Regions from separate parts of the Homo sapiens genome. Here region 1 is linked to region 2. Evidence: chromatin loops called from intact Hi-C (ENCODE). Cell type or tissue: OCI-LY7. All regions are shown on one strand. Links, peaks and the distances in the headings refer to the core of each region. The heading gives the core; the rest is flanking DNA. Region 1 holds the start of MAPK10 (mitogen-activated protein kinase 10). Region 2 overlaps MAPK10 (mitogen-activated protein kinase 10).

The links. Peaks named below come from ENCODE experiments on the same cell type or tissue, not always from the same donor. Only the 100,000 strongest peaks of a DNase experiment are listed, where the experiment ranks them.
Region 1: it touches region 2 in a loop (3-fold over the local background); 2 of 110 quality-filtered maps call a loop at or near these places.

What each region holds. Positions count from the first base shown.
Region 1 is chr4:86,350,835-86,367,905 of GRCh38, forward strand. It overlaps MAPK10 (mitogen-activated protein kinase 10), which reads right to left and starts at 9,219. Exons shown (of 14, transcript NM_138982.4): 1 at 8,824-9,219; 2 at 3,696-3,810. In OCI-LY7, for the core only: no CTCF peak of the experiment used is centred there; a DNase peak (open chromatin) is centred at 9,297; H3K4me3 peaks cover 1,217 bases.
Region 2 is chr4:86,287,488-86,304,558 of GRCh38, forward strand. The region is part of intron 2 of MAPK10 (mitogen-activated protein kinase 10); the gene reads right to left. Among named protein-coding and RNA genes, the nearest start is that of MAPK10, 64 kb to the right of the region's middle. In OCI-LY7, for the core only: no CTCF peak of the experiment used is centred there; a DNase peak (open chromatin) is centred at 7,634.

The DNA.
Region 1 (17,071 bases), core at 5,031-13,030, 65 kb after region 2:
ATGATGATGAGGACCTAAATTATGGCAGTAACAACAGATTTAGATGAAAAAGGACTTGTCTGAGAAATGGTTAGGAAATAGAATAGGTTGATTGTGTCATCACTCGTTAATTTAAAAATCAGGTGGTTGTTATTTCTTTGCATTTTTTTGCAGGCATCGTATCTATTCTTAACCTGACACTTAGAAACATGTGATCTTGGACAAGCCACTTACCCTCCTTAGCAGTTGCTTCCATATCTTTAAAAAAAAGTGAAGATTTGACCCAAATGAACAGTGTCATTGCTTTAAACCCTAAAATTTATGAGCCTGTGAACTAAATTCATCTCATTGAATTGTAGATTCACAAAATGTACTCTTAGTACCTACAATACCTGGACTTTATAAAATGAATTATTAGTACCTACCACAATATCTGTATTTTATATATATATATATACACACACACACACGCAATATATATATGACAATGTATTGTACAATATATGTACAAAGGATGACAATATATTACAACATTAGTCATACAATGTGTGTGTGTATATATATATACAGTGTGTATACACAAACACACACACACACACACACACACACACACACATTTTATGACAAATATTGAATCTACCTAGCCGACAGGTATTAAAACTTGAGACTTTAAAAATCCTTCCTCTTGTTTGCCCACCACATTCATTACCAAGTCCAGTTGTTTGTTACATATGCCCTACTAGCAATTCTTTGGTTTATGCACTTATTTTTTTAACTGGATTCCTGCAATAGCACCTTAGATGTTCTCCCTGGTTCCAACCAAATCCCCTTCCAAACACCGAGAAACTGAAGAATTCTGGAGTCAGAAAGACTTGGGCTTGAATGCTAAGTCCACTGTTCCTTAACTATGTGATTGTCAGCAACTGATTTAACCTCTCTAAACCTTGGTTTCCTTACCTCTAAATTACAGGGATACTAGGAAGATGAACTATTTGTAAAGTACTTACTATAGTGCCTATTACACAGTGAGAACTCAATAAGTGTTAGTTATCATTTTGAAAGACACATCTCAAAAAGATTTGAGCAGGTACTTCACAAAAGACGAAAATCAAATTACCAAAAAACAAAAAATGGAAAGATGCTCTTCTTCATTAGTAATCAGCAAAATGCAAATTAATACTTTTATGAGTACAATTATGTATCTACCTGATTAGCAAAATTTAAGAACTTGTAAATCAAGTGTTGGTGAGAATGCAGAGTTTCTCATATACTGCTGCTGGGAATGTAAATTGATGCAACTGATTGGGGAAAATATTTTGGAATTATTTAGTAAAATTAAAGGCGCACATACCCCAAAACTCAGCAGTTCCTTCCCTTGCTATTTATCCTAGAAAACGGTAAATATCAGAAACTATGAGAACTAATATATATAAACATAAAAATGATATTATATTTATATTTATACTAGCATTAAGTAAAATAGATTTAATCCAAATGTTCAACAACAATAGACTAGATAAGTAAATATTGGCATATTGATACAATAGAATACTATACAACAATTTACATGAATAAACTACATGCATGAACATGAAAGAATCTCACAATGTTAGCAGAATAATCAGGTGATTGAGAGTATACATGCTGTAACTCCAAATACATGGAGCTGAAGCATAGGCAGAACTAAGATTCATAGCCTAGAGATGCACAGATAGATGGAAAACCTACAAAGAAAAGCAAGGTAATGTGCATGACAAAAGGTGGGATAGTAGCTAGCGGTTACCTATGGTGGGGAAGGAAAAGTATGTGATCTGAAAGGGACACATAGGGGTTTGCTGGGAGTCTATTACATCATGTTTGATTTACTTGATTTGTTTTATGTTGTTTGATTTGTTTACATGATGTTTGATTTATAATTATTCTTTAACCAGTATTTGTTTTATACACTCTTCTATGCGTATGGTATATTTCACAATTAAAAAATAAACTGATTATGTCAATCTCCTATTTAAAATCTTTCAAAAGCTCTTCACTTTGAAACAAAATCCAAACTCCTTAATTTTGTCTAAGAGATCCTTCATGGCACATGTCTTGTATCCCTCTTCAACTTTATCTCTGCCACTACCATTTCTGCTTCAGCATAGTAAATGATACCTAGTATTCCCACACAATCATGCTCTCTCAGGCTTCTGGGTCTGTTAAAAAATGTTCCCACTGTGCACTGCATCCTCCCTTCCTCTGGCTATCCTTTCACTGTGCTTAATAGTCCACCAAAAGATCCCTTCCTCTGGGAAGTCTTCCTTGACTAATCTCTACCACATCCGTGGTAGAGTCTCCTCTGATGCACTTCCTTTGGCACTCTAGACCTACCCATGTAATAGCACTTTGTAAGTGCCACACTCTTTAGAACACAACTACCTCCATTAATAAGCACATTTTATTGTAAGTACCCCACTCTTTAGACTGAGGGCTCCTTTAAAGCAAGGACTGTCTTTTATCTGCCCCAAAAGCTAAACATTCTACCTACATCACAGATTCTCAATAAGAGTTTGATTAATGAATTAATATTCAGAATGGAGAGAACATGGTATGCTTTCTACATCACTGGGAGTAACACATAATATATTAGTTTCAACCATATAAAATTGCCCTTATTTTAGGTCAAAAATAGTTTGTTATTGGCAATTGCATAAAATTATTTATAACGCTCATTGAATACATGTTAATTAAGCACAGTATAGTGATGCTATTAGATCTGCTTTCTCAATATAATGGTAGATGGATTGTTTTTTATGAATTGTTTTATAAATTCACTATATGAAATAACTCTAGGATTAATTTCATCAGTCTTCCGCAGTCATAGGCTGTGCATTAATTCACAGGGCAGCCTACCTATCTACAGTTATATAAGCCACTAGGCAAATGAAAGAAAGATATTGATCACTAGCTCAAAATAGCTTCTTTTGGAGTCTTATAAGCACCACAGTCATACTCTAGTTCTCAAAGATGTTATTTGACAGATTATAACTCGTTCATCTCTGCTGGAATCTATTGATTATTGACTTTGGTGACTATGAAGCATCAAGTATTTGATTTAAAAAGACATTCTACCTGTGTGTGCTGATATTTTTATAAAGTAATAAGTTTTAAAGTCATTCCAACTAGGCAGAGCAACTGTATCTATTTTTAACATTGCTTTGTTAAGCAAAAGGATTTGTAGGCTAAAATGCCCATGAATTGAGTTTTATAAAACTGTGATTTCTCTTCTCTTATTTCAGAAGAGCTAAATTGTGTGTGTGTGTGTGTGTGTTCCTGAAAGAAAACCATAATTTAGCTCAGAACCAATTTTTCTACTAAAGGAGATGAATCTGTAAAATATAGTACAATGTTGCAAATAATAAAAGTCACTTAAAAATAATGGTACCCAACTGTTACTCTGCCACATGAAAATGTTAATTGCAGGTATCATCCATGGTGGTAGTATCATGGTGTTATATGCTGCACCCATGCACCTCAAGACTTTTCACTACTGTATGTGGTATTAGTAGTACCACACCAACTATTAAACTTCTGTTCTATTGATTTTCACTTCTGTAGTCGAAATTATTTGGAGCAGTATTTCTCCAGCTCCATGTACAAAACCATATGCAATATTTAAATTGGCTATATAGATCCTAGTTTTCATGCTAAGGAATATTTTTAAATTGGCAACTCACCACAGCTTGTATGGTTTCTCATCTATAGGAAACGGGTCTAATTCAACAGTTTCTTGCATAAGTTGCCATAGTGAAGATCTGAGATGGGCCTGCTGTTGGTGTTTCTCACACTAGCCTGAAAGCAAAGCCAAAAAACAGATGAGTTTGATTTTAAGATTTAAATTTGTATTTAGAAAACCAAAAAGCTGACATCAAAGACAGTTGGTTACTGGGTGGGTGAGTGTAGGCAGAGGAAAGAAAATATCTCAAGGTAATTATCTCTATTCATCATTTATTGCAAGCACAAGAACTTTGATGTTATAATACCAGAACAACTATTTTAATATCTGAGCATAAACTAAATTAGTAATTCTTATTTCAGTTAATATAATTAGTCTTGTGATATGAATTTGGTTTTCTAATACAAGGCACCCCACTCATCCTCAACTGGGACAGCTCCACTATTACATAGATTTACATATTCTGCTTTTCATACAAGATTTCATTGGAACAATGGTTACATAGGTACCAATAAAGGAGGAGAATTTTGAAAACCTCTGAAGTATGCAAAAGAAAGTAAACCTAAGCTGGAGCTCATCTGAAGAGACCTGTATTTATGTTCTTCTAGTTACTAACCTACTTTTTCACCATTATAGCCTGTTACTTCCCAACATTATATTAGACAAGATTCTTCAGAATATGTGGCAGTCTGCAACATTCTACCCAATGTCAAACCATAAGTTTTTATTTCTAGTTTGGAAAATATGGTCATCATACCCAAAATAGGCCTCCTCTTTACCCCAAGTAAGAGTTTCTTTCCTGCCCAGGTGCTCACAATTACTCCTAGGACTACCACCCTCTCACTATCCCACCACCTCACCCCAACACCCCAGTGTAGCCCCATTGTCACCTACCATCACTTCAGAGGAGGTAAATTCCTTTCTCCTCTGAATTTCTATTGCACTCATTATCAAAACACTAATATGGGCCCTTGATTTTATACCATCTTTATTGTTATTTAGCCTCATCTTCCCAAATGAGTATAGGTTCCAAATGGCAGAAACTGTGTTACAGTTTCCCAATTTTTTCTACCATAGCACTTAGCAGAGAACTCAGTACATGAGAGATATTCATTCAATGAATATTTGGTGTGTCCCTATTGTGTGCCAAACAGAAAAAGTCAGTCCCTGATGGGGATTAAACCTTAGTAGAGAATACAGGTAATAGAAGAATAGGCAATTACTATATTATATAAATGCTGTGCTGGAGCTTCCGCCTACAAACACTGAATAAACATTGCCAAATAAACAGACCTAACCTAAGAGCTTTCCTTCACTATCAATGCTTTCAGATCCTATTTCCAATGTATAAGAAGAGGACAATTGCTTTAAGCAATCCATTTTCAGAAAGCACATAGGGCACCCAGGCAGGTTAACACAGACAAACAGGAGTCAGTTTTATTTCTATGAAGACAAGTCACTAAGATGAATTTCTAGAACTTTAAAGTCACTGCTGTTTTTGTTTTTGTTTTTCTTCACACACACACACACACACACACACACACGTGTACAAACACAAGGTAGTGAAAATCCTGTTTATTACTGTGCAGGTCACTGCAAATGCCCAATTGCCTTATAGGGAAGCTTTGCCTTAAACCTGCACACCATGCAGGGTTTTAGAGCAGCTGTGGTTAGGGATGCTTCTCAGGAGACTGTATTCATTTCTTTTTCCATTGAAAACTTCAATTTCCATTCCTACTAGCATTATTTCCATAAGCCTCAAGGATTTTACATCTCATAGTCACCAGAGATAAGAACTGTAAGAAAAGCCATAGTGGCTTGATATGGATCCAAAACATCAAATAAACTAGAAAATCCTTTACCAGAAATAGTATATGTGTGAGGTCTACTTTTTAAACCTAAAATGTTTATATTTAGTGATTTTCAATATTACCTGATGTCTCCTCTTAAGAGTTTCTACCAAGATTCACAATAAGAAATACAGCTTCTCCCTATTAAATACAGAAAACAAAAGATATGCAAAACACAGGTTTTGTATTTTCCCCTTCTTTGCCTTGATCGGTTCATGAGGATAAAATGTACTCAAACTGAAAAATCTTGAGTCAAAACCTTACAACTTCACTCTGCAAACACGTACAGGTTTCTGAAAAGATGGGCTCCAATTCTAAGTTACATTTTTTAAACAATCAATATGCAGCATGATCTTTTTATCTGAATCAGCAGTACAGTGTCTCATCTCAGGCTTATGTAATGCAATAAATATATCCAATATGCCAAAGAAGCAAATGGATTCTGTTCTTCTTTACCAGTAAGCATCTCCCCTACTAGTCTATAGGCCCAACTTTTTCCACAAGTCCTTGGTCCTCAGAAGAAGGTGCAATAATAGATGCATGTGTGGTAGGAGGAAGGCACTCAGCAGTCCTGCAGCAAATAGAGCATTGTACTCCATTCTTGTCACTACTGGACACTTCCGTGCCTCTTTCTGCATGATTGTTGCAATGTCCAACCAAAAGCTTAAAAGAGACTGTAAGAGGAAATAGAAAGGGCAATGAAGAAAGAATTTAAGACAACAATGTGTTTGCTTCTCATTCTAATTGAAGGAAGTCTCTCTTGCTTTGAGTCCTTTATTCTGATAAGCAACCAAGCAATCATTCGATTTGAACACACCAATTCCACTGAAAGTCCTTTGGCTACAAATGTGACCTGAGGCCAGAACTAGAGCATGAAGGGAGAACATCTATCCCCATATTTAACAAACAAGTAAATACCCAATTTGTCTTTAGCTTTTAGTATCAGTATAAAAAGAATTTATAACTAGGCTTACATCCAAAGAAACAGATTCATTTACATGAAACCACAATAAAACCTTAAAAATATATTTATGCCTTTAAACATGGGAGGTTTTTCTAGATTACTTAGGTTGGGCAAATTTGTTTTGCTTATGATGTTCCTGTAGGATATCCTAACAAGGAAAATCTTATTAATTTTCCTATAAATTTAAAATATCTACATTTTATAGCATTGACAATAAATTATCAGTTCATTCTAACCTTAGAATATATAGACCATGTACTATGAAACCATTAAATACTAATAGCTGCAGACATACCAGACAATGACAGCAAAAACACACTCAGCCCCTCTGGGATCTGTTCATAAACATCCCCTTCCAGCATGGCAAACACACTCCTCTCAACAGCAGATGCTGTTCTGGGGCTAGCAGGCAGGAAGCTGGAGGCAGCTGATTTTCCCACTCTACATATAATTTCTTACTGCCTCACTATCCAGAATCGTTTTACTGAAACTGTGAGGATTTTTTAAGAACAGGAGCCCCTCAAATTAAAGACACTTTGCAACAGCAGAGGAATGACAGGCAAATGAGGAAGCATGAAGACTCTCTAATATTTAAGGTCACACCACCTTTGTCATCTGATTTTCTAGTCCCATTGTAGGGGAGAGAAAACCCAGTTTGCTCCACATAAGAAAATAAGCTAATCCAATACTTTATGTCAATTTTAAGAGTGTGATCAAGGTAGAGAAGGAAATACATACCAGAGGCAGCCAAACCGCTACATCCAAAGCATCCAGCCCCTAAAATCTAATGGTTCTGAAGTGGAGTCAGAAGCTTGTGATATACTTATATATTTATTTGTTATATATTTGTAACATATATGCTCACCTAAAGTAGAAAATTCACAGAAGCTTCTCTGAGAGAAATGGTCCTTACTGCAACTATTTTAAATATGTTGATAAGCATTCTGTGTTATCTTCCAGGGTCCGACAACTAGCCGATGAGGGATAGAAGGAGATATTGGATGTTGTGCTGGCAATGCCTGGTGCACTTACACTCGTTTTCCTTCCACCTGAACTGTAGTCTATCCCATATGACTTAGCCTGCTTCCTTGCAGTTTGTTCATAAAAGTTATCATCAACATGGCCAGAAGCAGGCAGGGCTGCTGTACAGACACTGTCAGGCTCTGCACCAAAGGCAGCCCATGTAAACAACCTTGTGATTGCTTCAGAGCCTACTGCTGTGGCATAAGCCATTCTTTTTCTGTGGCTAAATTGCAGTACCCTGGGAAGTTATCTGTTTAAGGGGGTAAAAGCAGAGACTAGGTCTCTAGATTTAAATGTTTGGGGAGGGTGAGAAAAATATATGGATAGATAGTTTTCTTGTAATATCTATAGCCTGATTTACTTACAGATTTTCCAGTAAATTACATTTATTTTGTTGAAGGCACAAATACATAGATTCTAACAAATATACTGCCATACTTATTTCTGATTTTTTTTTCAAAAGAGCTCTGACATTTGCAGGGGACACAGTATCCCAGCACAGAATACCTGGGAATCTTGCCATGAAAAAAAGAAAGCTGACTGCTGTGACTAGGAGATCACTTTCTTAAAGGGACCCCTTACCTATTTGACTGCAGTGCCAATGTTTCCTCTTATCTCTAACCTGACCCCTGTTCTGTGTTCCTCTCCCCGGCTCAGATTTAGCCTAGAGTTGCTCTGCAAGAGTAACGCCAATAGTTTTATATCTAATATATATATAAATACTGTTCCTTAGTAAAATACATCTTAAAATATTTAAATTATACTTCTCACAAAAGTAAACATAAATACATACTAAAAGACATTATTTTTAATGTTTTATGGAACCCATCACATTTTTCAGATATGGAACTAAGGTCAGCACTTCTAACAAGCACAGCTGTTTGGTGTTTTTTTTTTCCTCTCTCTCTCTCTCTCTCTCTCTCTGTGTGTGTGTGTGTGTGTGTGTGTGTGTGTGTGTGTGTGTGTTTCTCTCTCTCTCCCTTCCCTTCTGTAGCCCTGCATTGGTCTAAAAACCCCTGGTCACAATAAGAATGCTCCCTCCCTCCCTCTGCTACCCCTCACTCCAAATGGAAAGGTTTCAACACGCCCAAGTCTGGAAAGAGATGTTCTGCACAGAGGGAAAAACTGGTAGCTTCTTGCTTCAAAGCTAGTTCACTTGATTAACCTGCTTTCCACCCCACCTCTCTCGTCTCTTCCATACTCCCTCTCCCGCCCCACCAGGAGCAATCAATAGACATCACCCCACCCTCCAAAAACAGGTTAGAACCCAGAACGAGCAAAGAGCCACCTACCATTCCGTGCCTGAGAACTACGATCCTGATCCGGCAGTGTTTGCCCCAGAAATCCTCCCTACTTGTTTTTCATTAACCACATTCCAGACTAACATGGAAGAGATTCTTTGGAGATATGGAGATTGTTTAAAATTAACGATGGACAGGTGATTTCCAAGAAAACCCAATCTTAAACTCACTCAAGCCCCTAGGAATTGAGGGGTGAGGACAAAAAAGGAAATTTGTAAAAATGAAAAAAGAAAAGAAAAAGGTAAGCATATAGCAAGCACCACCCACCCCCATAAAAATAAAAAGTGAAGGGGAGGTTAAAGAAAATAGAAGAAGAGTGGCTTGCTGAATCACCCTCTTTCACTGCCTGGAAACCATTGTGCAGCGTGATGCTGCCTGTACCATTGTGGAACCTACCAGAGGAGACGGACAGAGGGCTTGGGGAATGGGGTTGCTATGGCAACCGAAAGGAGCACACATGACGTCAAAGCCCAGAGAGGTCTAGGGAGGGGGATGAGGGGGAAACAGAAAGAGGAAGCGTCTATGTGCAGCTACAGCTACTGTGTTTTCCGGTGAAATGAGGACCAGGCAAATGTAAAGGAATAAGGTTCGTCGGCAGCCAACATCAGCAACTACGACATCAAGGCAGCCAGCCTGCACAACCTGAAGAAAAGATCCATTCGATGCAGTTCTGGCCCTTTGCACAGCAGCACGGAGGAGCAAATACCAGCAGAGCAAAACACCACTGGAAATGCAACCTCTGCTTTTCAACTATCTCTTGTAGTATCTCTAAACGTCAAACAAGTAAGAGATGGTAATAACCTCAGAGGAGAAGCAGGCATTTGAGTGTCGCCTGAACCCCGAGGTCATCTGCACAGCACTATTCCTCTTCTCTGTTTCCTTGTTTTTGTAAAAATCCTGAATAAATATCCACTAAACCAAATTCAACAGACTAATACTTAGGTTGCAATCTGAGTGTACAAAGAAAATACTGATTAATTTGAGTTAACACATCAGAATTCTTTTTTTTTTAATTGCAGATAATTTTCTAGAGAACTGATGAAAATTGTACTGTTACTATTTGGGGCAAATATCGCAATTTTATTTCAGTAATTTGCTCTGCCTTTAACTGTTATAGGGTATTTTTAAAGTCTCCAAACAGTTTTACTATCCATAAATAATAGTTTCTTAGAATGACAACAGTTGACTACTTGCACTATAAAAAAAAATTAGGTTTACCAAATTTGTTTTACCTTTTTTATGTAAGAAAAATTTTCAATACAAATTTCGCTTAAACCAACTCCAGCCTTTGGACTTCTCAAATTACGTAATCTAATTCAATTCCTTTTTTGCTTACACTCTTTTGAGGTGGGTTTCTGTTTATTGCTACCAAGTAGTGCTGAGTTGTAAATGATTCCACATTATGTTTTAGAACTAGCATACTTATATGAATATGAAGCTTCTTCCATATGTTACCAGAAAGATACAACATGCAAGAGATGCAAACTCAGCAGTACTGTAGACACTGAAACACATCATAAAGCTGTAAGAAACGCATACGTTTTTGTTGTCTTTGTTGTTGCTGCTGTTGTTTTATTTGGGGAGAAAATTTAGAAAAAGGAAGGCTTGAGTGAGTTGTATGTCATTGTAGTTCATTGGATAAGTGTTTGGATGTCCCTTTACTCTAATTTCAATTTCAACAAGAATCAATCAAGACTATCTTCTAGTCTTCTCAATGGGCCTACCTGCAAGATAACTACCTCATGCAAAAATATGGATTGATAGCCAAACAACTTTATAACACAAAATAATTGGCATTCTGGCTTTTGAGGTATTATATACTAAGTTTGGACATCAAAAGTCAGTTCCCCAATCCCATGGAAATTAAATCAGTTTGTCGAAGAGATGTCTGCATTCCCATATTTATTGCAGCACTATTCTAATAGCCATGGAAACAACTTAAGTGTCCATCAACAGATGAATGTATATATATTATGCATACCACACACAAACACACATACACACACACACACACATGCTGGAATACTATTCAGACTTATAAGAACAGGAAATTCTGTCATTTGCAACAACATAGATGAACCTAGAGGACATTATGCTAAGTGAAATAAGCCAGGCACAGTGAGACAAATACCATATAATCTCACTTATATGTGAAATTTTAAAAAGGACAAACTTGTAAAACTAGAAAGTAGAATGGTGGTTACCAGTGGCTGGAGGACGGAAAGGTGGACAGGGAAAGGGGGGACATTGGTTAATAGGTACAAAGTTTCAGTTAGAAAGGAGAAATAAGCTCTGGTGTACTATTGCACAGCACAGTGACTATAGTTAATAATAATGTTGCCTATTTCAAAATAGCTAAAAGAGAGGATTTCAAAAGTTCTTACTACAAAGAAATGATAAATATTTGAGGTGACAGATAATGAGCCTGATTTGATCATTCTACAATGTATACATGTATCAAAACATCACATTATACCCCATAAATATATACAATTATTGTCAATTACAAATAAAATAAAACAATTTTTTAAAAGTGAATGTCCAGTAACGTAACATGAATGAGGAAAAAAGGAACGCCATCTCTTACCTTACATTGTGAACACAAATATTTATTCAAGATGAATTGTACACCTCAACATAAAAGCTAAAATATATAACACTATTAAAATATAATATAACTTTTTTTAAAGATGGCTTTCTGACCTTGCAGTAGGCAAAGATTTCTTAGGATACAGAAAGCACTTACCATAAAAAAAAAAAAGAGACTTCATCAAAATTAAAAGCTTCCACTTATCCTAAGTCACCATTAAGAAAATGAATAGGCAAGCCAGAGTCTAGATGATACATATATCTGAATACTCTTGATAGCTGAAAATATTCTGATACACACAAATCCTAGATTATAGAAAACATGTCCTACAATTCAATAATAAACATGAACAAACAATTTTGTTTAATGGGCAAAAGACTCTGACAGGCATTTGACAAAGGAAAATTTATAAATGGCCAATAAGCATATGAAAAAGTATTATATATCATTAGTCAGCAGAAATATACAAATTAAAACCAAAGTGAGATACCATTTCATGCCCACAAAAGTGACTAAAATTAAAAAGACTAACATCATCACATATTGACAAGGACATGGAAAACCAGAACTCTCCTACATATATTGGTAGGAGTACAAAATGTTAAAACTACCTTGGGAAATTTTGGTAGTTTTTATAATTATAAACCTACACCCAAAGTATGGCTCAACACTCCTATTTATAAGGATTCACCCAAGACAATGGAAACCTACGTCTACCAAAAAAAAGTTGGACATAAATGTTTATGCTAGCTTTGCTTATAATAAGCAAAAGCAGGAACAACTCCAAATATATCAACTAGACAGCAGATAATTATGATATACAGTCAGCCCTCCATGTTCATGGGTTCCACATCTGTAGATTCAAAAACTGAAGATCAAAAATATTAGGGGAAAAAGAATAAAAGATAACACACAGAGATAAATAAATACAAATAGAAGTACACTATAACAACTGCTTACATAGCATTTACTTTGTACTAGTTATTATAAATAATTTATAGATGATTTAAAATAATAGGAGGATGGAACACTATGCCATTTTATATAAGGGACTTGAGCATCCACTGCTTTTGGTATGGAGAGGTTGTTCCTGGAACCAATCCCCCTGAGAGTACTGAGGGACAACTGCATTTGCCTAATAGAATATTACTCAGCAATTAAAAAGAATGGCAACCAGAAACAGGTTAATACCAATCATTTTCATCCGTTAGGTGTTAGTTTCCTTTTTAAGCTTTTTGAAAATTTATTTTTATTAATGTTATTTTTATTGGCAGTTATAATTGTACATATTTATGGAGAATATTGTGATATTTTGATATATGTATACAATGTGGAGTAATTAAATCAAATTAACATAACTGAGACCTCACATCATTTTTGTAGTGAGACATTTGAAATTTACTCTCTTAGTTGTTCTAAGATATACAGTACATTATTGTTGACTATAGTCACTCTGCTGTACAACAGATCTGAAAATTTATTCCTCTTGTTTTACTAAAATTTTAGTTAACTAAAATTTTGGTTAAATAAAACTCTTTTTTTTTGAGACAGGGTCTCACTCTGTTGCCCAGGTGGGAGTGCAGTGGTGCAATCACAGCTCACTGCACCTTTGACCTCCTGGCCTCAAGGGGTCCTCCCAGCTCAGCCTCCTGAGTAGCTGAGACTACAGGTGCCTGCCACTCCACCTGGCTAATTTTTTATTTTTAGCAGAGATGAGGTCTAAGTCTGTTGCATAGGCTGATCTCGAATTCCTGAACTCATGTGATCCTCTTGCCTTGGCCTCCCAAAGTTCTGGGATTACAGACAGGTATGAGCCACCACACCAGGCTTGAAACTCTTTATTGTTGTTGTTGTTGTTGTTGTTGTTGATTTGTTTTGTTTTGTTTTTGAGACAGGGTCTCACTCTACCACCCAGGCTGGAGTGCAGTGGTGCAATCTCAGCTCACTGTAGCCTCAACCTCCCAGGCTCAAGAGATTCTCCTACCTTAGCCTCCTGAGTACCTGGGACCATAGGTGCGCGTCACCATGCCCAGCTAAATTTTTTGTGTTTTTGGTAGAGACAGGGTTTCACCATGTTGCCCAGGCTAGTCTCAAACTCCTGAGCTCAAGTGATCCACCCACCTTGACCTCCCAACGTGCTGAGATTACAGGCATGAGCCACTGCTCCAGGTCCATTGAAACTCTTTTGAAGTATTTTCCAAAGATGTTGATTCTTGGTATTAGTTACAAAGAGTGATAGATTCCAACCTTCCACATATATTTTGGTGTGGATCTTACATACTCATTTCAATTATATTTATGTTATTTAAAAAATCTTTTAAGTCTATTCTATACACTTCAGGAAAATTACTTTTCTAAAATTTGATTATGCAATACAAGTTAGTTTAAAAACATCAGTACCTAAATATTTCCCATTCCCGGTTGGATAAAACCAAAACTCTTGGTCAGGTGTGGTGTCTCACACCTGTAATCCCAGCACTTTGGGAGGCTGAGGCGGGTGGATCACTCGAGGTCAGGATTTCCAGACCAGCTGTCCAACATGGTGAAACCCTGTCTCTACTAAAAATACAAAAATTAGTCCAGTGTGATGGCACATGCTTATAATCCCAGCTAATTGGGAGGCTGAGGTAGAAGGATTGCTTGAACCCAGAAGGCAGAGGTTGCCATGAGCCAAGATCACACCACTGCACTCCAGTTTGAGAGCCCTCCCCACCAAATAAATGTTTTCAATGAAAGGAGAAAGAAAAAAGAACAGATACATATTGGGATTATTATGTTTGTCAGGCACTGTTTATATGTATTCATACTCACCATATAAACTCCCATAAAAGTATCTACTTACTTTCATTTGGCACTTACCGTATTGTATTTTGTATTACTGTAACTTTGTGAATATGTAACATCTCACCTTGGCCAGGTAATCCCAACACTCTGGGAGGCCCAGGCAGGTGGATCACTTGAGGTAAGGAGTTTGAGACCAGCCTGGCCAACATGGCAAAACCCCGTCTCTACTAAAAATACAAAAATTAGCTGGGTGTGGTGGCACTTGCCTATAGTCCCAGCTACCTGGGAGGCTGAGGCAGGAGAATCGCTTGAACCCGGGAGGTGGAGGTTGCAGTGAACCGAGACTGCACCATTGCGCTCCAGCCTGGGCAACAGGGTGAGACTCTGTCTCAAAAAAAAAAAAAAAAAAAAAAAAAAAAAAAAAAAAATTCTCACCTTGTACTTGATTATGACTTAATCCTCTATTTCTCATTATCTCCCCTGAAAGTTCCTTTTCCATGTATAGCATATCATCTTATACATGGTAGGTGATCAGTTAACATTTATGGTTAATTATAATTATCTGCAGTTTACAATTCTTTTTTACAGTTATCAAAACTTTTTATTTCAAATATTATTATGGAGTGTTATGTTGTGATATATACAATATTAAAGCAGGTAACCTCTGTTACAATATCACATATTTGAACTTTGTATTTAGGTCTAAAAACACTTTAACTGCTTCAAACTCTTTTTCAAAGTGCTTTCAAATAAAACTGTATGTAATATAGAAGTCTGACTTGAATTTTGAATCTTATCAGTTCTATCAATCATAAGAGTTTTTGAAGGAAGAGTCTTAAATAAGTCAATGTAAGTTCTTATTTTCAAAAGCATGGAAATGTATTTAGTATCTTTTATATGCAAATCTATTTATTTAATGGCATGTGTGTAGTCTGAGATAGGACTAAAGATGTTTAGGAATATCTCTTGCTCTCCAATCAAGGAGATCTTCCTTACCTTATAAATACAAACTTTAGAACATTACATTTTCAGAATAAACTACTGAAACATGCAACAATACAGATGAATCTCGAAACATGCTGAGTGAGAAATAAGACAAAAAAGAGTATATACTATATATATATGTTTACATGAAGTTTCAGAACAGACAAAACTATTCTATGGAGATAGGAATCAGAGCTGTGTTTGTCTGTGATAGGAGGAGGCAAACAGTCAAGGACCATGTTGATAGCAAGAGGGAAATTTCTATAGTGATGAGAAGGTCCTACATCTTGATAGAGATGTGAGTTATATGGGTATATGCATTCGTCAAAACTCCTCAAAGTGTAATTCTTAAGATCTGTGCATTTCACTCTATGTAAATTAAACTGCCATAAAAAATGTTTAACTAAATTTCCTCTTGGGAAAGAGGAAAATTGCTGAATGAGCCAATAAGTTAGGGTTCCTAAACCTGAATATCTAGTCCCATACCCTGAATCTTGATTTTTCAGACCCAAGCAGCCACAGCAATAGGAAAGGCCAGAGTCACCAGGATGTTAAGAGACCTAACCCTCAGAGTGAGGCAGACAATTGATGGAGATTTACATAGCAATCAACAGATGAGAATTCAGACTCTTAAAAAACAGGTTTTCAGAAAAGCGTGGCAGTAAGGAGATTTCTGGGTTCAGCTGCAGGGACTAATTCAGTGCTAGGACTCGGATGCAGAAGGAAATGAAGGTGCTGAAGAACACTTTCTGAATCCAATTCTCAAGTGAATTAAGGGGGTAGCAGTGAAACCAACTAATGCCCTAAGGTCTCTTGTCAAAAGAGGTCCTGGAGTAGGGTGACCAATTGGTCTCCATTTGCCAGGTACTTCTCAGGTTCTAGCAGGCATTTCTCATGTTCTAACACTTAAAGTCCTACATCATAGGAAATCTCTCAATCCCAGGCAAACTGGAGAAGCTGGCCATCCTATCCTATAATCTAGAATAGACTTGAACCCTCAGATGGAAGTTGAGAGATAGCAACTGTGAAAGAACGAGTTGCAAAAGAAAGAAGTCATGAGTTCCTTAAAAGAGTGATGTCATTAAAGAAGTGTCACCTAGCTATACTTTCAACAGTTAGATTATTATGTCATGAATTAGGATGGTAGCAAGGGGATGGAAAGGGTTTGATAAAAAGCAAGCAAAATTAGCAAAATTATGGAACTGAATCAATAGAACATGCTGACTGATACAATATGAGGGGATGGTGGAGGGTCCACATTTACTCTTTGAGTACCATGTTCACTATGATTTCACAGAATGCCTTCCCTCAGAGTCAGTCATGTATCTTTCATGATACTATTAGAATATAAGATTTCCCCAAGTGTATTCTACTTGGGGAACAGTGGCTTTTTGCAAAAACTATTCCACAGTTCAAAAGTTTCAGAAATGCTGCATATAATAGCTGCCCTTTGGAAAGCCATGTTTTATTACACGTACTACAGTGAGCAGGTCTATGCAAACCTACCCTCAAAGGCCAAGGAAGCTGAGAGGCCAAAGAAAGAGGCTACCACATCCAGTTTCTCAGAAAGAAACATTTAATCCCTGTACCCTCACTTGAGAAAGTATTCTTATGTAGCAAGCATTTGTTTTTTTTTTTGTTTTGTTTTGTTTTTTTTGGTGAAACATGTGCAGCTAGTCCTGTGTCAGACTGTCTTGCAAAACTTGTGACCACTGGGGAAGTTAGATAAACATTTTTATGAGGGATTTTTCTATGCTATAGGCATTGTTTCTTGACCTTGCTGCAGGAACACAGAATCCAGTCGCCAAACATCAGTCATCATTGGCTACTATCCAGTAGCCAAACCCATCTTGGTTCTGCTTCAAGATGGCATTACTCTTG
Region 2 (17,071 bases), core at 3,714-11,713:
CAGCTGCCATCGTTTTAGGAAAGAAATAGTCATGAGTAATGCTTTAACACACATTTCAAAGCATCAGGCGTTCTAAAAATCTCAAGAGAGTTGTGACTTTTATTGTCCCTATATGTTCTAAGCATCATGCAACTTTCATTGTTAAAATGCTTACATTAAAATTACTCCCAATAATCCATAGATTACACACTACTACATAAGTCTATTTAAATCGCTACTAGAAAACCCAATCACTACCAGAAATAATTCAAGTTAGGATAATGTTCAATAATGTTGGTGGTATCTGGAGTAAAGATACAGCTTAGAATTTGTCTAAAAGTCTGATCTAATGTTTCTTCACTGTTAATATTCTTGTCATAAAAGTGTGACTTACTGACTTGGACCATCAAGGCTTCTAAATATATGGAAAGAAAATCTATATGTGAAAACAGAGTAGAATTAAGACGTTACCTAGATACAGTCTTCTGAGGTTACCACTGGAGAGGTGATGACCAAGATCAAATAAATTGAGTAACATATGGAAAATGGTATGGTGGAGAAAGAATCAGACTGCAATCAGTCTAACTAACGCTAGTTCTGACTTCGTTATCACCTGCGAAAATAGCACCACCTCTCTGGACCTCAGCTTCACCATGGGTAAAATAAGACATTTGACTAGATGATCACTAATGTTTTTTGTTTTTTTTTAATTTTATTATTATTATACTTTAAGTTTTAGGGTACATGTGCACAATGTGCAGGTTAGTTACATATGTATACATGTGCCATGCTGGTGTGCTGCACCCATTAACTCGTCATTTAGCATTAGGTATATCTCCTAAAGCTATCCCTCCTCCCTCCCCCCACCCCACAACAGTCCCCAGAGTGATCACTAATGTTGAACTCTATGAAATCTAAGATGCTCTAATGTTATCTTAAACTCTTAGCATTTTTTTAGCTATAAAAACCATGATCTAAAATTTCAGATGCTTCCTGAATGTCACTCAACTATTTTCTAAACCAGAGATGGGCTGTATTGTATCCAGGACAAGGTAGTTGATGATCATGATGCCCAGTATCTCTAACTAGCTTAATGCATTGGGGAAACACCAGAGGTTCCTTGAATTGCTTCTTTAGGGAGGGATGAGTCCAAGTAATTGTTAATTCAATAAGTGTCATTTTAGGAAAAAACCCTGTGTACCCAAGTCTTTTATGAGCACTGGAAAATCAGAGATTAATGTTAAAGTCTTTCTCCTCCAGAGGCTCATAGTCACATGAGTCAGAAAAATAACTTCTCATTAGATACAATTTTAAGTGCTATGATAGGTTTTTAAATAGGAGGGTATGGAAATTCAAAAGAGAGATCTTGAATCATTCATTCTACAAATAATTATCAAGAACTTGATATGTGCCAGGCACCATTCTAAGAAACAGGATGAATATAGCAGTGAAAAATAAAAGTAAAAAAAAAAAAAAGACCTTGCCCTAAATAGGCAACAGAAAGATAAACAAAGAATAAAATAAATAAACACTATACTTTCAGGTGGTGATGAAGGCTATCAAGAAAGATGAAATAGAACAAGGGACTATACACTGGTACAGAATTATATTTAGATAGAGTAGTCAGATATGGCCTCTGCTTTATGTGACATTTAGGCAGAGACATGGATAAAGTGAAGGAGCGTTTAGGATATCCAAGGCAGAAAGAACACCTAGAGAAAAGGCCCTGAGGCAGGAGATGCTCGGATGAGTGTGCAAAGTGCCAGGGAAGGTTATGTCTTGAGATGAGGCAGAAAAGGTAGCCAGGGGCTAGATTATATAGGGTTTTGTTGGACATGGTAAGGAGGCTGGGTTTGCTTCTGAAGGATGCAAAATCAGGGAAGAGTTTTGAGCAGAAAAATTATATGATCAGATTTTTATTTTTAAAAGACCATTCTAGATGCTGTATGGAAAATGAAGAGGCAGAGAGCAACAGTTAAGCAGGGAGGAAATTAGGAGACAGTTTCTATATTTATGTTAATATGCATAAATATTTTCAGTTATAGCATTATATAGTATGGGATATGTTAATATATGATAAATTATGTTTCTATATTTATAATTATATAAATCACATACATAGCATTATGTTATATAATAATATATTATGTTGTTATATTCCAAAAATATATTAATATTATATGTATGTTATAATGCATTTTATAATTATAATATATAATAGTGCTATATCTATTATATCTATTGGTCTTTAGTTTTATATTCTTAGAAAAAGATGGTGATGGTTTGGAGTAGTAAAGTAGCTGTAGAAGTAGAAATACTCATTTGAGGTAAATATTTTGAAGTTAGACCCAACAGGACTTGCCAATGGGTGTTCTGTGGGATGGAAGAGCAGAAAAGGGCTCGTGGAGCAATTCTAAGTTTTAGCTTGAGCAACTATGTGAATAATGATGTCATTTCCTGAGGTGGAGAAAAATAAGGTGAAGCATTTGTTGGTAGTGAGGCTAAGAATTGATTTTGGACGTATTAAATTTGAGATGAGTATTTGACTGTGTAGATGAAATGTTAAGTGAGCAATTGGATATACAGATCTAGATTTCAGAGAAGCCAAGGTTGGAAATACAGATTTAAGTGTGTTTGGCCACAGGATAGGATGAGCTGAACAGGGAGGAGAGTGAGAAGAAAAGAATTATGATGGCTGAGCTCTAGAATTCTCCAACATTTGGAAATCAAGAAAAGGAGAAACCAGTGAAGGAGCTATCAGCAAAAGAAGAGGAAAGCTGGAAAGTGGCCCTGTGGTAGCAGAGTGATCTACTGTGACAAGAGCTGCTAAGAAGGACAAGTAATTTGAGAACTGAGATCTGACTACTGGATTCAGCATGTTCTTCCTTCTTCCAGGAATGCTGTTCCAGATGTCCACATAGATGGCAACCTCTCTTTCTTCAGGTCTTTACTCAAAATTACCTACTTGGTAATACTGGCAACGGCCAATCTATCAAAAAGCCAATCTGCTCTCCCAGTTATCTGTATCCCCTCTCCCTGCTGTATTCATTCTTCTTAGCTCTTTATCATTATGTAATAAACTAGGTGTTTTACTTATTTATCTTAATTATTACATATTTCCCTCATTAGAATTTAAAATACATAAACACAGGGTTTTGGGTCTCTTTTATTTGTTGTGACTTTGTCAGTACTTAGAATGATGCTTGACTCCTGGCTGGCACTCAGCACTCAATAAATACTGGTTGAAAACATGAATTGATGAATAAATGAAGCCACCATTTACTATATTAGATGTAGCAGCCTTATAAAGTTGACCTTTTTCCTTTCATTTTTAAATCTAAGCTTACCTCTGGCCATAGACTTATCTTCCTCTAGTGAAAAACTAGTATGTAAAAGGAAGCAGATACTTGCATATGTCTTTAAAATGTTGAGACTAGCTTGCTAAAAAGCTACCAGACATTATGTAAACCATTGTTTTAGACTTTTATGATGCAAGAATATATAAGGCAGGGTCAACATTCTCAAGGAACACTCAGTCTGGTGGTGACTGAAAACTTGTAAATAGGAAAGCTATAATACAGCATGGTAAGTGCAACTATAGACAAGACCACTAGAAGTCTAATCAAGTGAGTAGATAACCAGACAGCGGGAGAACTGGGTCAGACTTCACCTGTGCATGATAGCAAAAACATCAGAAAACTTCTGAACAAATTAAGTCATCTGTTCACTAAATATTTATTGATCATTAGCACCATATTCAGCACTGGGGATAAATAAGCAAAAGAAACATAACCTCTACTCTTATGGAATTCAATCTAGCTTGATAATCTACCTTGTGTAATACCAGTACAGCACTTCAGAAGAGCAGCTGTTGAAATCTTTTACAGGTCCCGAGTCGGCCAATGCCAGATAGATGTGCTACACATCACATCAGCCTACCCTAAGGCAACTATACAATGTTCTGATAAATGCTTCTTAGTGAAAAGGCCCAAGCATGCCCCAACTCTGGTCTAGTGGTTACAGAAAAAGTACAAGGTTTTATTTAAGCAAAGTAGTCAATGGAGCTATACACATTTTTTTAAAGAAATGCATATAGCTTTGGCATTTCAAAATGAGACATGGCAGTAAAAAACTAGATGCTACTGATGAAAAAATGTAGATTTACATTTATACCGTAGTATAAATTTCTAATTTTTTAGATAATTCATTTCTAAGCACTGTCATTCTTCTAAATAATTTATATTGCATTGGTATTTGCTAACTTCCAAACTGAAGGGATTCTAAGGAACTAAATGCCCTTTGATTAAAAGAGGTTAAGGAAAAAATGACTCATTTTGCAAGTGCTAATGCTATAAATTCCTATAAAATACAATATTTGGGAGTCAAGTGTAAACTAATTTGTGAATAGGCATATAACTTTTCCTGGATAATTTTATAAATTTTTGTACTTAAAGTGGAAGGCAATTTCAGGCAATCACAATGATTCCCTCAAGAAAAAGGACCATTACATTGGACTTTTTCTCATATCTTTCTGAGCCAGTTTTATTTCACTAATTGAGCCCATGGAGACAGAAACTTACTTAGATTTTATAGTATTGCTGATTCTGAAGAGTATTTATAGGAAGTTCACCAATTTATCAAGAACACTGCAAGGTTTTCAATATTTGTCTAATTATTAGAGTAAGAATACTTTTTAAAAATAGTATCTGGTATTCTATTTCCTATAAAAAGTTAAGAGGAACATCTAGAAATGTGTGCAACTGAGTGAAGTCCAGAAAAATATAATGTATTGATCTCAATGGCTATTAAGAAAATATAATACTTCTCTCCATATCTCTAGCACAAATTCTTAAGATGATGAAGCACAATCCTCATCATTTCCTTCTGTCAACAATGTGTAGGAAGAAAAAACATTTGGGTAAGTGAATGAGGAAATTCCTGGTATCAACTGTATCCGTGGTATAGAACTAATAGCTGTGGGCTGCGCACCCTTTAATCCCAACATTTTGGGAGACCGAGGTGGGAGGACAGCTTGACGTCAGGAGTTTGAGACAAGCCTGGGCAACATAGCAAGACCCTGTCTCTACAAAAAATAAAAATAAAAAATTAACTGGGCGTGATGGTGTCTGCCTGTAGTCCTAACTACTCAGAAGGCAGAGAGAGTATTGTTTGAGTCCAGGAGTTTGAAGTTGCAGTAGCTATGATCGCACCACTGCCCTCCAGCCTGAAAAACAGAGGGAGACTCTGTTTCTAAAACAAAACAAACAACAAGAAATAATAGATGTGTTTTGAAAAGTGCCTACAAGTCAAAGGGTGAGGACAGCTTTGGCCAAGGAGATGATATTGAGTATGGGAGGGCCAATTAAACCACTTCAGAGAAAGCGGTGGTGGTCTCTGGTCTCATAACTATTTTTGCATAACTCATTATTGTTTCCGTGTCCAGGCCATCAGGCTACACCCCTCCTCTTATGAGAAAGGTACAAATGCATAAAACTAAGTCACCATAAGATGTTTTGTCAGGAACGCTGCTAGCAGAGCACTCATCTAACCTAAATGTTTTTCTCTCCACATCTACAAATACAACTATGTCTATAGTTTAAACATATCACATTAAATAAAATTCACTGAGTCTTCAGAACAATCTAACATTTATTTTACATACTCTATTTAAGAAGGCAATAAAAGTGTGGATGTATTTGTATAAAAAAATTAATGTTCCAAAATGTCCCCTAGAATTTCAAACTTTGAGGTACAGGAAAATATCAAATGTATAGAATTATTAATTCCTTGTGAGTTCCAGGTAGCTTAGGTATTCACAGTACTTTGAAGAAATAATTTAAAGAATGTCCTCTAATAATTATGAAAAGGAAGAGAAGACTGACTTAAGCCTGTATCTATTTGATCAGGTCTACTTAGTCTGCTGGGTTGAAATCGGAGCACAGAGCACTTCTTTAGAAAGGGTTTAACTTGCATCCCATGTCTGATGTGGCAACAATACTAGTAACCCTGCTTATACCCCCTTGGCTTTCACCTCTGCACTAGGAAGGCTGCTTACTGTCAACATCTGAGAATCTCTGTGTGTTAGGCCATTCTTGCATTGCTATATGGAAATACCTAAGACTGGGTAATTTATAAGAAAAGAGGTTTGGTTGGCTCATGGTTCTGCAGCTTGTACAGGGAGCATAGCACTGGCTTCTGCTTCTGGGGAGGCCTCAGGAAGTTTACAATCATAGTGGAGGGCAAAGGGGGAGCAGGCGTTTCACATGGCAGGAGTGGGAGCAACAGAGTGCAGGGGAGGTGCCACACGCTTTTAAATGACCAGATCTCAAAACAACTCACTCACTATCAAGAGGACAGCACCAAGAGGATGGTGCTAATCCATTCAGGAGAAATCCGCCTCTATCTAAACACCTCCCACCAGGCCCCACCTCCAACACTGAGGACTACATTTCAACATGGGATTCCGAGGAGACAAATATCCAAACTACACCGCTCTGCCTGAGGACTTTTCTCTGACCACAGGGAACATGTATAACCAGCATGCAGGACAACCCAGAAGTGCGGAGTTAACACCCACAGAAGCAACTCAGCAAATGCTGGCTGATGTGTCCACGGACATACACCCGGCTTCTTTCCTCATCAATGTGATTAGCTCCGAGGTGTGCTGTATAGGAGCCCCCAGAGTTCCTTGGCAGGACTGGGCCCTGGGCTATAGCTGGTGAGTGAGTCGATAATATGCCCTTTAGTGTCTTCTTTCCTTTCCCTCTCTCACTTCCCTACTCTTCCATCCATGTTTCCTGGGATCACCTCCCAAATGAATTGCTCTGCACTTGAATCCTTGCCCCTAGGTTTACTTTGAGATAACCCAACTTGAAACTCATGGGCAGAATTTTTGCTTCCATGGTATACAGGTTTCTAAGTGTGGGCCAGAGTTTACATATAAATACAAATAGGTTAAGTTGTGAAAGGCTTTTTATTAGTTTGGCAATCAAAAGTTCTACTAGAACCTCTGTTTCTACCCATGAGGGATTAACAGCCCAGAGAATTGCCCTCCTACTGTGAAAAAGAAAAAAAAAAAAGAAAACTTCAAGAATAAGTATTTTCTGACATTGAAAAATAGCCAGAGCAAAATTGTGTTGTTTGAAAGAATGAAAACAAATTTTCTTTATACTTTCTCCAAACTGTTGCCTGGAGGCAGCTCTAAAGCACTAGGATAGGAAAAGCCTAACAAAGCTCAGTGGTCTCATGGCTTCAGCAAGGTGAGGAGAGGAGAGACCAGGGAGGCTGAGGTGGCCAGAATTCACAGGGCAGAATACGAGAAAGGAGACAGCCTGAAGAGAAAGAGCTCCGGAAACCTGGATAGAAACCTCTTCGAGGCTTTGGCTGAGTACTGATCAGCACAGGCCTGGTTTGAAACCCCACAAGGCTTTGGAAAGAACCTCCTGAAGCAATTCACAGAGCTCAAACCAGGCTAGATAGAGTTTGTCATCTCACCAGCCAAAACGGAAAAACCGGTGATACAGGGAACTTGCTAGAGGCCTCAGAAGGGTATCACTCGCATGGTACAGCTAAATAAGGCCTACATCAAAGCCTGCTCTGCACCTGCCAAAATACAGCATAAAATCAGATTTGAAAATGTCAACGCCATCCAAAGCGGTTTAATTACGTGTTAGGACACAGCCCGACACTCACATCCCCCGACTTTCACTTCCATGTTATGAAGGAACAAAACAACACGGTGTTTGTTGTTTAACCCCCTCGGGCCCCACGCCCTCTGCCTGGAGGATGCTCTCCCAGATCTCTATTTTACTTGCTCCCTCACCTCCTCAGGGGTATACTCAAATGTCCCCTTTTCAGTGAAGCCCTCCTTGACCACCCATTTAAACTTGTATTCTCCTCCCTACTCCTTAACCTCCTTCCCAGCTTTATTTTCCTGCGTAGAATTTTATCACCATCTAACTTGCTCTACATTTTATGGATGTAATTTTTTTGTCAGCGTCCCTTCCCTACATTATAACCTTCATGAAGGCAGGGGTTTTTGTTCTGTGTTCACTGCTATCTCATCAATATCTAAAGCAGTTCCTAGCACATAATAAATGCTTAAAGATTATCTGCTGAATAAATATTTTAGAAAAATAACTGCAGCTCCAATGTGTACTGTCTACTATGATACAAAAGAAATAAAAACATGGTTCACAAAAATATGTTATAGCTTTTATTATGATATCTTCTAGTTTCATATATGTCTTTATATATGAATATATAATATATAAATTTATATATATTTTATATATATATATTTTATATATATATATATTCTCTATATTTCCCATCCTCTTTTCTCTCTTACTAATATCCCAAGGGCTATTTTTTTCCCTACCCTGCTCAAAGCGGAAAACAAAACAAAGACTCAAAGAACCTAGCAGAGGCCGGGCACAGTGGCTCATGCCTGTAATCCCAGCACTTTGGGAGGCCAAAGCAAGCAGATCACCTGAGGTCAGGAGTTTGAGTCCGACCTGGCCAACATGGTGAAACCCTGTCTTTACTGAAAATATAAAAATTAGCCAGGCTTGGTGGTGGGCATCTGTAATCCCAGCTACTCGGGAGGCTGAGGCAGGAGAATCGCTTGAACCCGGGAGGCGGAGGTTCCAGTGAGCTGAGATTGTGCCACTGCACTCCAGCCTGAGTGACAGAGTAAGACTTGGTCTCAAAAAAAAAAAAAAAGAAAAAGAAAGATTTGGGTGCAATGCAAACTTTTTTTTGTTTTGTTTTTTCTTGTTCCTAAAGACTGGTTAAGACTGGATTTGTGGGAAACAGGAGAAAATTCAGCAGTGACTAACAAAAAAGGAGGAAGGGCTGAGGCTTCAGAAGTGGTAGGGAAGAACAGAAGCTCCCTTCTGAGGGAGCACCCAGGAGATGAAAGGAACCAATCCTGGGTGGTCCTGCACCAGGCTTATCAACCCCTGACAGACAAATGGAAAACTTCTATGATGGTGGGACATGAAAAAATATTTCACCCTTCTGATAAAATGGAACCAGCAGATAGAAGTAGGAATTTTTCTGTTAGGTGAAATGTTTTTAAAAATATGTATATAGGAAAAAGCATAAAACAGTATTGACTGGCAAACATAGAACTGGAATGTAAATATAATGTTCTTTGCCCTGAATGATTTAAGTGGCATGATAAAACTCATGCCACAGACTGGGTAAGACAAGGAATCTAATCCACTCTAAAAAGAAGAAAAGCATAGTAAAATTCTCCTTAGAGTTAGAATTATTAATAGTTCCTATCTACTATTTAATTTAATCATAGTTAATGATGAGAATTTCTTATATTTTATGCATCTGATGATGCTAAATGTGCATTTCTCATGATTCCTTAAAACAATTTTTGTAAATTCTATTCCTAGGACCTTCTGCTTTCAGAAAAATTAATGTCTTGTATTCTTCGTATTGGAGGAGATCCATCTGTTCACTTGCTACGCAGTGGTTATCAAACTTCGTGTGCATCAGAATCCTCTGGAAGGGTTAGACGGGGACTGCCTGGCCTGCCCTCAGAGGTTCTGACTGGTAGGTCTGGGGTGGGGCCTGAAAATTAGCATTTCTAACAAATTCCTCGGTGAGGCTAGTACTGCTGGTCAGGACCACCCTCTAAGAACCACTGACACTTAAAATCAGGGATGTATTTTCAAGAAACTCACACCATCTTTCATATTAATTGAATGTTGTTAATTTGAATTTTATTATTTTTAAATCTGGTTGGTAATTTGTCAATCCGTTGGTTTTATAGTTACATAAAAACTATAAGCATAAAGATGTTATATAGAGTTTTTGTTTGTTTGTTTGTTTTTGTTTTTGTTTTAGACAGAGTCTCGTTCTGTTGCCCAGGCTGGAGTGCAGTGGTGCAATCTCAGCTCACTGCAACCCCTGCCTCCCGGATTCAAGCGATTCTCCTGCCTCAGCCTCCCGAGTAGCTGCTGGGATTACTGGTGCCCACCACCAAGGTCGGCTACTTTTTGTATTATTAGTAGAGACGCGGTTTCACCATGTTGGCCAGGCTGGTCTCGAACTCCTGACCTCGTGATCCACCCACCTCGGCCTCCCAAAGTGCTGGGACTACAGGCATGGGCCACTGCACCCAGCCTATATAGAGTTTTATGTCTGTACCCACTTAAATAATTTTACAATAAAAATGATCACTAATGAGAATTGTTTTCCTATAATTGGCTCTGTATACAGTATTCAATGTTATTACCCGGACGATTTTTCTTATCTCTACTCTTTACTCTAATTTTTTCCCTATATCTCAGCAAGAGTGATCGATGTCAAACATAAATCTGGTCACATCATTTCCCTCTGGTAACCTTTACACTGGCTCCTTCTTTGTGTCTAGATAAATCCTAAGTTTCCTAAGATGGCATAGAAGATCTCTCATGACTGGCCCCTGCTTATTTCTCCAGGTTCATGGCTGACATCTCCTCACCTCCACTCCTCTTATCCCACAGTCTCTTTGAACGCTTGTGCTTCTGTGTGTTTCCATTTGCATTAGAGCCTTTGTCTGTGTGGTCCTATCTGCCTGACGTGCTGCTCCACTTACCTGATTTGACCTGCTGGATTCCATGTTTTCTGTAAGACTCTTGGATGTCCATTACTCTCTAGTCTCTGCTAACTCCCTGTGGTCCTCTCTATGTACCTCCACAGCAATCCAGATTACCCAGCCGAATATTCATCACACTCTATTACAATTTCCTATTTTCTTGTTTTTGTTCCCCAATAGTTTGTAGACATTTCCAGATGAGGGGCTATGACAATATTAATTATTGAATTCCTCCCCAAATCCTGACATAAAAAAGATACTAATAAACATTAAAAATATATATAAGAATGATACTCAATAATACAATAAATAGGTCTGAAGTTTCTATTATTTTTAAATAAACAAAGCTACTCTCATATTAACCACCCCTGTGACCCTCCTCTAGCCATCAGGAAGGCTAGAGTGCTGAGCTTCAGGAAACCACTGAAGCCAGTTCCTGATGATGCCTTCACTCTTTGCAGACAATGCCACAAGCACTTGAACTAACAACTGCTCCACTTGTCTCCTGCTCTGGAAGCTCCATGAAGGCAGAGACTGTCTCTCACAGCATCTCAGTGCCAGGCATATAGTAGACACTTAATATTGGTTGCCTATCTTTTATTTTGCCATTAGTGTGTGATCAGAATTAATTCAGACAGTCAGTGGATATTTGCTCCTGAATTCTTGGTGACTGGCCCAAATACAACTTTTACCATTTCATAACCGTCTTCTATTATTTTTGTTCTTCTTTTTCCTTGTACTCAAATTCCAAAAACTTAAAGCAGATCATGAGAACAGTGGTTTTGATTCAGTTCTCTGTAGAGAACCAGGTAGGAAAGCTGGGAAATGGTTTGGAAAAAAATGAGGACAGAAAAAGTAGAGAGCTTCCTGCTTCTTTTATTTTCCCCTTGAAGCTGACATTAATAGTTGGTGCTAATGTAACCTCTAAATTTCTTTTTATAAGAAAAGAAACCTGAAGGGCCTGCCTATTATTAGAATACTTGTGAGATATAAACTTCTTGATATGTGTCTAAAATTTGAACCAATTTAGTGGTACAATAAATAGTGATTAGAGTACAATAAGGAATTTTGTTTTTCAGAATAAAAGCAGTAAAAAAAGCCTTGTTTTGCAACTTTAAGTATGTGAATATTCATGAAAGCAAACTTTCGAAATAAACTTTAAATAAAAATTAAAAGGAAAAGAGATTACAGACTTGGTTTTTGGCAACATATATTTAAGTCATCTCATTACACTGTGCTATGGTCTGAATGTCTATGTCAACCCAAAATTCATATGCTGAAATCCTAAGCCCCATAGTGATGATACTTTTTCAGAGGTGGGGTCTTGAGGGCAGATTCTTCATAAATGGGAATTAATGCCCTTATAACAGAGTCTGGAGAGAGATCCCTTGTTCCTTCATCAGGTGAGGTTAAAGCAAAAAGATGCCTGTCTAGGAAACGAGACCGCACCAGAGGTGGAATTTGCCTGTACCTTGATTTTGGATTTCCCACCCTACTAAACTGTGAGAAATAAATTTCTGTTATGTATAAGCTACCCAGTCTATGGTAGTTTTTTATAGAGGCCTAGACATACTAAGATATTTTGTACATTTATTATCCAAATTTCCTTTCTCTTGATGAATCAAGACTAGTCACCTAAAGGCAAATACTAGAAATTACTATATTATGCTATTTACAAAGAAAGCATCCAGGAAAAGAGTTTAATTATAGTATTTGAGAGCAGAAACACTTCCCATAATCACTGTTCATGAATTTGCTAAACTAGAATATTATATGGTAAACCGTATTTACATCTTTTAAGAGAGACAATAATACCTTTCTTATTTTTTTTCTTTTTTTGTTTTTTTGAGATAGAGTCTTGCTCTGTCTCCCAGGCTGGAGTCCAATGGTGCAATCTCTGCTCACTGCAACCTCTGCCTCCTAGGTTCAAGAGATTCTCCTGCCTCAGCCTCCTGAGTAGCTGGGTTTGCAGGTGTGCACCACCACACCTGGCTATTTTTTGTATTTTTAGTAGAGACAGGGTTTCACCATGTTGTCCAGGCTGGTCTCGAACTCCTGACCTCAAGTGATCTGCCCACCTCGGCCTCCAAAAGTGTTGGAATTACAGGCATGAACCACCTCACCTGGCCTAATACATTTCTTACAAGAGGTTCTAAGGATTCATTAGTTTATATTTGTAAAGAGTTTTAAAAGTGAAATGCTTCCCGCCCTTCTTTGTCACTGAAATCATTAACAAATGATGATCAGTATTCCCTTCTTAATGACTTAGAAAAGCCTGACTATCCAATGCTGTGCAATTATCTTCTTCATGTTAGAATTCAAAATTTGAGCCCCATATTCATGCATTAAAATGCTCACTTCTTGTTTTAAAATACCTACAATATCATTTAGATCAATTTGGAGTTTTCAAAGAAAAAAAAAAGCCCTTCCTTAGAATGATATTATTAAGACTGTCAAGTCACATTTGCTTTATAGAATTTCATGTAATACACAAATACCCAACTTAAAATTCCTGATTTATGAAAAAGTTGTAGAACAATACAAAATATTTATTATTTATAGAGCAGCTTCCACATTCCATGTGCTATATTTGTAGAGCATTCCTTGCATGTCTCTCTTAAAAGCAATGGGATCATCAAGATTGATTATTTCTGGAACTTGATTCGCATATTTGCTTTTCCACCACCTGGAATGTGGGGCTACCGGCAAGATAACTATGTACCGATAAGTTCAGACACTGGTAGCAAAGACTGAGAGTCTGTCTCTCTCTCTCTCTTCATGACAACATCTTGACATTCTGAGGAAGAGAGATCAAATTGTTAAAGTATTAAAAAAAAAAAAAAACAACAAGCTAAGCCTAAGTGGGGAGAGAGGGAACAGTTCCAAAAAGGAGATAAGGAAGGCATAGGGTGTGATTCTGAAGGGTTTTGAGCAAGTTTCATAAAAGAGCTTAATTTCCTAACCATGGATATTTTGTGCTGAAACAGTCTTTGTTGTGGGGGCTCTCCCATGCATTGTAGGATGGTTCACAGTATTCCTGGCCTCTACCCACTAGAGGCTGGTAGCACTCTCTGCCAACCAAAAATGACTCCAGATATTGCCAAATGCCCAGTGGGAGAAATTGGGCAGGGGCGGGGCAGATGAAATTTTCCCCAGTTGAGAACCAGGGCTGGTATTTGGCACAAGGAAAGGAACACTGGAAATGTTTTCCTAAAATTACTAATGGGAACTTTCACTGTGAAGAAGACAACCTTCTTCACAGTGAAAGTTCTGCAGGGGATGGCCAAGCCAAGAGTTAGAAATGGCAAAAGATGCCACCAAAAGCTATTATTAATGGATCCACTAGCTAGAAAAAAAAAAATGATGAGAAGAGCCACCTTTGAGTGGTGTCTGCTGAAAACAAAGTCTTGGAGCTGCCACAGCCATACGTAACTGTCAACTGAAGCTCCATATAATATACTTAGCAATGATCTATTATCCTCTTTAATGAAGGGAAGAGTCTAATAGACTTCTTCCAGGAAATTTGACGGGCTTAAATACCAGAAACTCCTTGCCAGGGACTCACTGAGTTTCATTTAATTCATCAAATATTTATTGAGCACTCAATGTGTGCCAGGCTCTGTGCTAGCTGTCAGAAATACAATGGTGAAAACAGTCTACCCTCAAAGAACTTATGCTCCAGAGAGAAACACAATTATAACAAGTCTGGTTCTCAAATGTCTGATATAGGGTATGATCCAGGCAGAGAGTGTCCCAGTTCTCCACACTGAGAACCACTACACAACCAGAACTTTAAAAAAATCACAGTACTCCTCTTTTTTAAATAGCAAAAACTGCTTAGCTTTTTTCTGTATTCGAATGCTTTACTTTTTTTCTCTCATTTTAAATTTCTCAGCCATTTCACTGGCATCTCAGGCAGCTGCTTTTTCTCCATCTCAGAACAATCAATATATGAACATTTTTAAAAGCAAAAAAAAAAATCCAGTTGCAATTTTATTTTTCTGCTGGCATACATGTGCACAATCTTTTGAATTTACATGATGGTGATAACCAGCCGAAGTCAGCAAGCCTTTCTGAAAAAGCAGTTGATTCAATGATGACAGCTGTGCTGTCATTTCTTATTTAGGCCCAGCTGCCTAATAATAGCAAAGTAATATTATTAATAAATTACTGGCATAGCTAGTTAGAGAATGTAACCAATTACATATAGTTTTAAATTCACTACAGGCAAAACGCTCACTAGTTTTCTACGTATGATTCACAGTCCTGTCTTCAGTGGTACTGAACCACAGCCTTTGTAGACTAGTCATTAGTATTCAGGATAAGAAACAATTGCTTGGAACAGGAAACACAGAAGCCAGACATTTGGCAACACCACACAGCATTCACTGCTGAAGTCAACTGGCGAAGCGACTCTGGACTGACAGAAACTGGCCTCTGTTGCCATGGAAACAGCAGTGAACTGTGTTAGTAAACAGTTTGAGTTCTCTCACCTGCCAGGGCATAAATTCAAATTTTACTGCTGATTTTTAAGTCTACTATTTGTAAGTGACCTATTTAGGGAGTAAATACTGGAAATCACTCTTCGCTTCAGAAAAAAACATCCAAATCTTTGCAAAAACATCTGAGTCTTAAGGTACCCAAACACAATTAAATGTAATTGTGCAGAATACCTGACAAAAGCCAGTCTATCTATTCATTCTAATGACTGCCTATTTTGCCAAAAACTAGTTCCTGAAAGTACATAAATAAAATAAAAATAAAATGGTAAGGAAGTGGAGGTAATGCTAATCCCCAAGAAAAAGACTTTTACAAATTCACAGTGAGGATTCATGCCACTGTTTAATTTTATTTCAAGCCACATTTATTTTAAATTTCTCCCATCCTCACTCATAGCAAAATGAGCCAAGTAAGGCTGCCTCCTGTCCACTTTAGACTCAAACATCCCATTACCGGAATTCCTCTGTCTGGATAATTACAATCATTATTACCCCTAAATTACAAATGCACAAAGTATGACAGAAGAAAAATGTCTTGACTGCAGCAGTTCAGGAAAACAGCCATAGTGCGAGCCTCTAATTCTCAGCTCTCTTAATCCACATGTCTCCTAGGTCATTCTGGCTTCATTAAGCTTCTTCCTTCAACTCTTTTCAATTTCATGCTAAATTATATTTTTCCATAAAGTCTACAAGTGAAAACATCATTTTGTTTTTTGCTCTAAGTAACCAATTCCCCCTTATCAACAATTGCTAAAATATTCCCATTACCCTTTTCTGTGACTTCGACTTTCATTCATCAATAAACATTTACCAAGCAAACATTTATAAGTCATGTGCTATATGCTTGGCAAAGGAAGAAGTGATATAAAGATGAAAAAAAAAGTTTTCTGCTTTTAAAGATGTAGTCTAGTGGGAAAACTAGAAAGAAAGAAAGACAGACAGATAGATAGATAACAATTTGATAAACACAGTAGCGAAAGTAGACTAAAAGTACAATGGGAACACTGTGAAGAAAAAGCTAATTTTGCTTGGGGAAATAGAGAATGCCACACTGAGAAGGTGGTATTTTCACCACATCTCAAAGGGTAAATAGGAGTTTTATATGTGGTAGTTAGAAAAGGCATGTACTAAAAAATAATTTTCAAAAAGTTGAAAACATTGCTCTCATTCATATATAAAATGAACACGTGTCAAATATTTTATTTGACTTACAGAGATTTATAACCGCTACTGGACAAAATTCATTTGCATTAGTATGAACAGGAACCATTTGTATTGCTACAGATAAGAATCATCTGCACTGCTATCAGTTTTCTACAACTTAACTTCTACCACTACGAAATCATAGAATAGTCTAGTTGACAGAAAGTCGATCAACTCTGCACACACCTATGGAATCAACAGTCCCCACAGGATCTTCTAGATAGCACCCAGTGGTCTCTTTAGTCCATTTCCAAGTCTTGAACGGTTTATTCTGGCAGAAGAAATAGGCATTCCAGATTTTGGGGAAAGTACATTAAAAACAAAGAGATCTGGAAAAGTAAGTATTTGGAAATGACTAAAAATAAGGCAGTAGGAGGAAAGGAAAGTCAATAAAGTCACGGAAAGAAGTTAAGATTACATGGGAATGGGAATTTGGGGCCAAATTGTGAAAGATCTCACGTGCCATGCAAGAGTATAGACTGTCCAAAAACAGTGGGAAGCCACTGAAGAATTTTAAACCTTGAAGTGTCAAGTTAAAAGATGTTTTTTGTTTCTTCACCCTTAATGCTTAATCTATTCAAATCTGCATTTTCTACCATTGTGGCTTGTTTTGGAGTATTTCTTTTTTTTTTTTTTTTTTTTTTTGAGACGGAGTCCCGCTGTTTAGCCCAGGCCGGATTGCAGTGGCGCAATCTCGGCTCACTGCAAGCTCCACCTCCCAGGTTCACGCCATTCTCCTGCCTCAGCCTCCCGAGTAGCTGGGACTACAGGCGCCCGCCACCGCGCCCGGCTA